Regions from separate parts of the Homo sapiens genome. Here region 2 is linked to region 1. The links are chromatin contacts, found by Hi-C or POLR2A ChIA-PET in ENCODE. All regions are on one chromosome and are shown on one strand. Each heading gives the region's core, a stretch centred on a gene start or an enhancer-like site at or near the end of the contact. The rest is flanking DNA. Distances are from core to core; before and after follow the strand shown. Region 1 holds the start of AP5S1 (adaptor related protein complex 5 subunit sigma 1). Region 2 has its middle 63 kb from the start of SMOX.

What was found. Hi-C counts contacts between places; a loop is a spot of excess contacts on that map. ChIA-PET counts read pairs that join two places held with the same protein, here RNA polymerase II (POLR2A). Pooled maps may share reads with other maps.
Region 2: a map of naive thymus-derived CD4-positive, alpha-beta T cell shows a loop between it and region 1 (7-fold over the local background). The contact joins the enhancer-like site here to the promoter of AP5S1 in region 1. A Hi-C loop is called at or near these places in 3 of 168 maps with a recorded cell type or tissue (CD4-positive, alpha-beta memory T cell, ascending aorta and naive thymus-derived CD4-positive, alpha-beta T cell), 6 of 37 single-sample maps with no recorded cell type and 15 of 50 pooled maps. POLR2A ChIA-PET finds 5 or more read pairs at or near these places in 16 of 52 experiments (A549, CD4-positive, alpha-beta T cell, CD4-positive, alpha-beta memory T cell and 11 more).

Annotation. Positions count from the first base shown.
Region 1 is chr20:3,819,225-3,821,924 of GRCh38, reverse strand. AP5S1 (adaptor related protein complex 5 subunit sigma 1) reads right to left here and starts at 1,378. Exons shown (of 3, transcript NM_018347.3): 1 at 1,167-1,378. RefSeq lists enhancers at 995-1,334, 875-1,578 and a silencer at 1,575-1,854.
Region 2 is chr20:4,084,440-4,087,139 of GRCh38, reverse strand. No RefSeq gene overlaps it. Among named protein-coding and RNA genes, the nearest start is that of SMOX, 63 kb to the left of the region's middle. Within about 2 kb of position 1,424, at least 12 of the 41 ENCODE cell types and tissues checked have a DNase peak (open chromatin) inside an H3K27ac peak, as active enhancers do; they include ascending aorta, where a contact is called at or near this core.

The DNA.
Region 1 (2,700 bases), core at 129-2,628:
CAGACATACATAAGCAGAATAGGCATAAACTAAAAAAAAAAAAAAAGAAAAAAGAAAAACAAACAAACAAACAAAAAAAATCTCAGACCACCCTAAACCTAGTTCTACAAAACAACAGGTATCTTCAAAAGCGTCAAGGTCATGCGGTCATGGAAAACCTGAGGAGCTGCTCCAGACCGAAGGAGACTGAAGAGACCAGATAGCTGAATGCGACGTGTACTCCTGGATCGGGTCCTGGACCAAGAAAAGGGTAATTTGGGCCAGGTGTGGTGACTCACGCCTGTAATCCCAGCACCTTGGGAGGTCTAGGTGGGCGGATCACTTGAGGTCAGGAGTTCCAGACCAGCCTGCCAACATGGTGAAACCTCATCTCTACTAAAAATAAATTAGCCGGGCATGGTGGCGCATGGTTGTAACCCCAGCTACTTGAGAGGCTGAAGCCACAGAATCGCTTGAACCCGGGAGGGGAGGCTGCAGTGAGCCGAGATCGCACCACTGCACTTCAGCCTGGGCGACAGAGGGAAACTCTTGTCTCAAAAAAAAAGAAAGAAAAACAAAAGGATAATTTCCATAAAGGGCATTATTAGGACACTAATAAAAACTTTAAAAACATTTCAATATGGACTATGGGTCAGAAAAAGTCTTGACCAATGTTACCCGATTTTGAATGCAGGAGCTCGTCCTTGTTTTTAGAAAATAAACACGGATGGGCCTCTAAATATAGAGGAAACAGGATTTCATATCTGCAACTAACTCACTTGGTCCAGGGAAGAAAAAAGGCAGAGAGAAAAACAGAGGAAATAATAAGGTAAATGGGGCAAATGAGGTTACAACTTGTGAATCTCATCCAAGTGCATACAGGAGTTACCTGAAACTGTTTCAAAATAGAAACTAAATAATAGTAATGGTTATCTGGCTGGCTCAGTGGCCGGCCCGGGGGTTGAAAGGCGGCGGGTACACAGTCAGTGGGTATCTGTAGCTAAGGCTAAACAGACCGTCAGTTTAAACTGGTAAAATAGCAGGTTCGCAAAGGCACTTCGAGAACCGGAGCCCAGCACCCAATTGCTGACCTCCGCAACCCTCCAGCCGCCAGCAGAGCGCGTCATCACTCCGCGCCGCCGCGTCCCGCCTCTACTAGAGAAATGGTAGCGGTCAAGACAGCTTACGTCACTGCCTCCGTAACCTTGAGGCGCAAGGCACTTCGGGGGTTGTAGTTTCTTACTCCGGTCAGCCAGGCCTAAATGGGGCACCCCGCCCTGAATGTGTTGCCCCTGCAGCTCCGGTCCGCTGTCGTCGAGGCGTCGCCTCAGCCTTCCGTCCGGGCCCGCGGACTGCCACCAAGCGCTCCCCTCCGTGGCAGGAGAGCAATGGCGGCTGCGCGGCCCGTGGGCGCCTGCGCACGTCGGTCGCGGGCGCGCGCGCCAGCTGACGCCGTCGGGTTGGGCGGAGCGCTCATGTCCAGCGCGGTGCTGCAGCAGCCAGGTGCTGGCGGCATATCCCGATGCTTGGACCCTCGGCGTGGGCTGGCCTTGCAGTCAAAACCCTCCGGCCCCGAGCTGCCGGCAGGGACCATGCTGGTCACTCTCGCTGCGGGCTCGAAGCGTCCCCCGCTCGTTGCCCTAGATCAGCGGAGCCCCAGGCTGCCGACCCCGGCGGCCGCGAGGGGGCGCCGCGGCTCGGAGCGCGGAGTCTGCGGAAAAGGCCGGGGCCTAGTTGTCCCCGGAGGGCGGGGCGCGTCGCCTGCGGCCTTAGGAGGCTCCGGGACGGGCGGCGGGTGGACCTAGGCCGGGCCGCGCAGCTACGGGCTGCGGCTGAGTTCTTATCTAGCCAACATGCGTGAGAATCACTGGGGCACCAGTTCAAATGTACATTCCTGGGCTGTACCCCCGGAAATTATGACTTTGGAGGGAAATATGTGTATTTAGGCACATGGGTATTTTGCGCGGATTTTAAATACAAATATGTGTATTTTGCGCAGATTCTGAATTTGTGGGTTCCTGCAGCGGTTTAATGCTGTCACTCGGTTCGGCGCAGAACGATTCGAACGCTGCTTCTGGACTCTCAGTGTGTGTCCCTGGCAGATCTGTCAATTTCATTGGGCCCCAGTAAAACCTTGTAGAGTGTCGCCCAGGGCGAACGCTTAGTAGGGCTGACCAGCAAGCCCCCTTCTTGACTGGAGGCCATCAAAACAACAGGGAAGAGGTTTATACCTTAAACCTGAAAGGGGCACTCTGGCGCTAACCCCTATAGAGCCTTACGTAAAAGCCCCAACTTGGAGGCTTGGCCCATTGGTGTTTGGGGGCCCCACAAGGCCTGCCTGGGCCTCACTGCCTGACTTGCATGTGTTCCTCCAGCCACCACCACCACTACCACCCCCACCGCGACCATGAAGCTGCACCTCCTTTACCTCTTGGCATGTGAATGGCTTCAGCCTTGTCCCCCAAATGTGCCTCGGAGCCTCCCCCACTGACTGTTCCCCCAGCCTAGAATTCCCTTTCCCGGCTTTTTTTTTTTTTTTTTTTTTTTTTGCAGCCTCGCTGCCCGCTCCCATCAGCAATGCTCCTACCTCAGCCCCCCAAGTAGCTGGGACTATAGGCAGGCAACACATCCAGCTACTTTAAATTTTTTTGTAGAGTTAGCGTCTCACTGTATTGCCCAGGCTGGTCTTGAACTCTGGGCTCAAGTGATCCTCCCGCTTCT
Region 2 (2,700 bases), core at 175-2,674, 270 kb before region 1:
TGGAATTTAACTCCCATTGTAGCAGGGTTGAGAGGTGGGGCCTTTAAAAGGTTGGTGAATGCCGTTATCAGTCAAATGGGTTAGTTATCCCAGGAGTGGTTTCCTGATAAAAGGATGAGTTTGGCCAGTTTTCTTTCTGTCTCACACATGTGCTTCCTCACCATGTGATATCTTCCACCATGGGATAAAGCAGCATGAAGTCTTCATCAGTCAGACACCAGCGTCATGCTCTTGGCCTTGCCAGCTTCCAGAACCGTGAGCCAAATACATTATTTTCTTTATAACTTACCCAGTCTGTGGTATTCAGTTATAGCAGCAGAAATGGACTAAGATGGAACACAAGAGAGGGAAGGAAGTGCAGAGAGAGGGGGAGAAGAGGGAATAAAACTTCCCCAGAGCTGCGGAGAGCCTACCCCATCTCTTCATCCCTGGGAATCAGGGAGGGGCTGCAGACACAGCCCCTAAGCCTGCTCTGCATGATGAGAAGCATAAAGACCTGACCCTACAGCGTAGTACCCTAAGCATGTTCCTCCTGCCTGCGATGAAAGGGGCTATCTCCCCACCCACATACAACCCATCTGCCTCAGGTGTCCACACCATGGAGGCAGAATGTCATGGGCTTGCTGTCAGACCATGTCAGATCATGCTGGGAGATAAATTCCCACCATTAACTCAGAACATGGTGGTGCTGGTTGTGGGGTCCTATGGCCAGAGCCTATGCCCTCGCTGTCCATGATAGCTGCATGGGGGGTGTAGGCTGGCACCAGCTACAGATGCCCTGAGAGCTGCTGTCCAAAGAGCTGTTCTGAAGAAGCTTTGCTGAGGGGCACAGGGCCGTGGGGGGAGAGAGAGGCAGCCGTGGGGGCGCCCCAGATGTTGCCCCATGCCCTTCCAGGGCCTGCCTGGAACTGAAGACACGAGCCCTTGTGAGAGTCAGAGGCACTCGGTCGGGCGCGGTGGCTCACGCCTGTAATCCCAGCACTTTGGGAGGCCGAGGCGGGCGGATCACGAGGTCAGGAGATCAAAACCATCCTGGTTAACACGGTGAAACCCTGTATCTACTAAAAATACAAAAAAATTAGCCGGGCGTGGTGGCGGGCGCCTGTAGTCCCAGCTACTCGGGAGACTGAGGCAGGAGAATGGCGTGAACCCAGGAGGCGGAGCTTGCAGTGAGCCGAGATCGCGCCACTGCACTCCAGCCTGGGCGACAGAGCGAGACTCCGTCTCAAAAAAAAAAAAAAAAAAAGTCAGAGGCACTCATCTGAGTTCCCACTTCAAATTGGCAGAGGTCAGGGAGGAGTCCCCACGATAGGACCTACAGGCTGGCAAAGAACGTGCAGGTGGAGGAGGCAAGACAGTGAGGTCACACCAAGGGGCCGGAGAGAGGTCATTCCATGACTGATGTTCTTGGAATCCGGAATCTGCCCTGCGTGCACAAAAATGCCCTCGGAGAGCACGGGGCTGGGGAGCTGGCAGAATCTTCACAGATGCTGAAGAGAGGCACAGCGCAGGCCCTCCCCTGAGTCTTCCCTGATGAAAAAAGGAGGCCAAGGGCAAAGCGGAGAGTGCCGGAGAGCCCTCATTCCTGTTCCCTCGCCACCTGGGGCCCGGGAACCAGACGGACCCTGCGTTAGGATGTGCCGTTGCTGCCTGACTTAAGGCTGGAAAAATACCACGCCCAAGGGTTGGCAGGGGGCTGTGGCTGACCACCAGGGGGCAGCTGTGAGCCCCATGGCCAGGCACGCGCATAGCTCTCTTCAGGGAAAGCAAGCCAGGCTTTCACTGACTGAGACCCTGCTTTAAAAATCTCAGCCAGTAGCTGCTCCCCTGAGCCCATAAGGAGTCCTCAGGTTGAGAGGTGTGCGATGTCCTCCAAGAAACCTTTGTCCCAATAGGCAGACCCCTAAATACCCCAACCACGTTTCAGTACCAAAAATGGGATCCTATACTTTAAAAACCTGACCTTGGTGTGACCCCTAACCCTGGCCTCAGACTTCCCCCAAACCCATTGCAATCCTTCATTTATTTAACCAGTATTTATTTAGCATCTACTATATACCAGCAGCCTATTAGACACCTGGGATTCTTCAGTGAACAAATCAGACAAAGACCCCTGCCCTCCTGGGACTTCTATTCTCTGAAAGGAAGGTGCCATTGAACCATCCACAGTTGCCCGTGATTGGCCAGAATGATTTGGGTGGCTCTGAATGAAGCCATCATGCAATTCAGCTTCGGACAGGTGACTCAAGTGGTTCTAAGGAGCCTCGCCTTACAGCTTGAGCATTAGGCCTCCTGACCATCAGACCCAGAGAGAGTGATGAAGACTGAGGACATCTGAGTCTAGGAGAGACTTCAACTTTTTGGCGTGTGACTTCCATTTCTTTCTCTCAAAAGTAGAGGATAGTGCCTTATTCTTTGAAATTTGCAATGTACTGCCTTTCGACTACAGGGCTTTCACAGAGCAGAAATCTGTTGCTTATTTGATCTGAAACTTCAGTGCTCAGAGAAAATATTCACCTCGGTCTCATTGCATCATTCTCTGAAGAAGGGCCTCTGGGTACCAGTGGCCAAAATCTCATCCTCTTATTCCAAAGATTGGTTCCCCTCTCTGTCTTCTCTCTCTGCGTGTTTATGGCACCATTCTTCCCCAGAGACCTCAGCTGGAAATCTCAGCCTCATATCTAATTCCTCTCTCTTTCT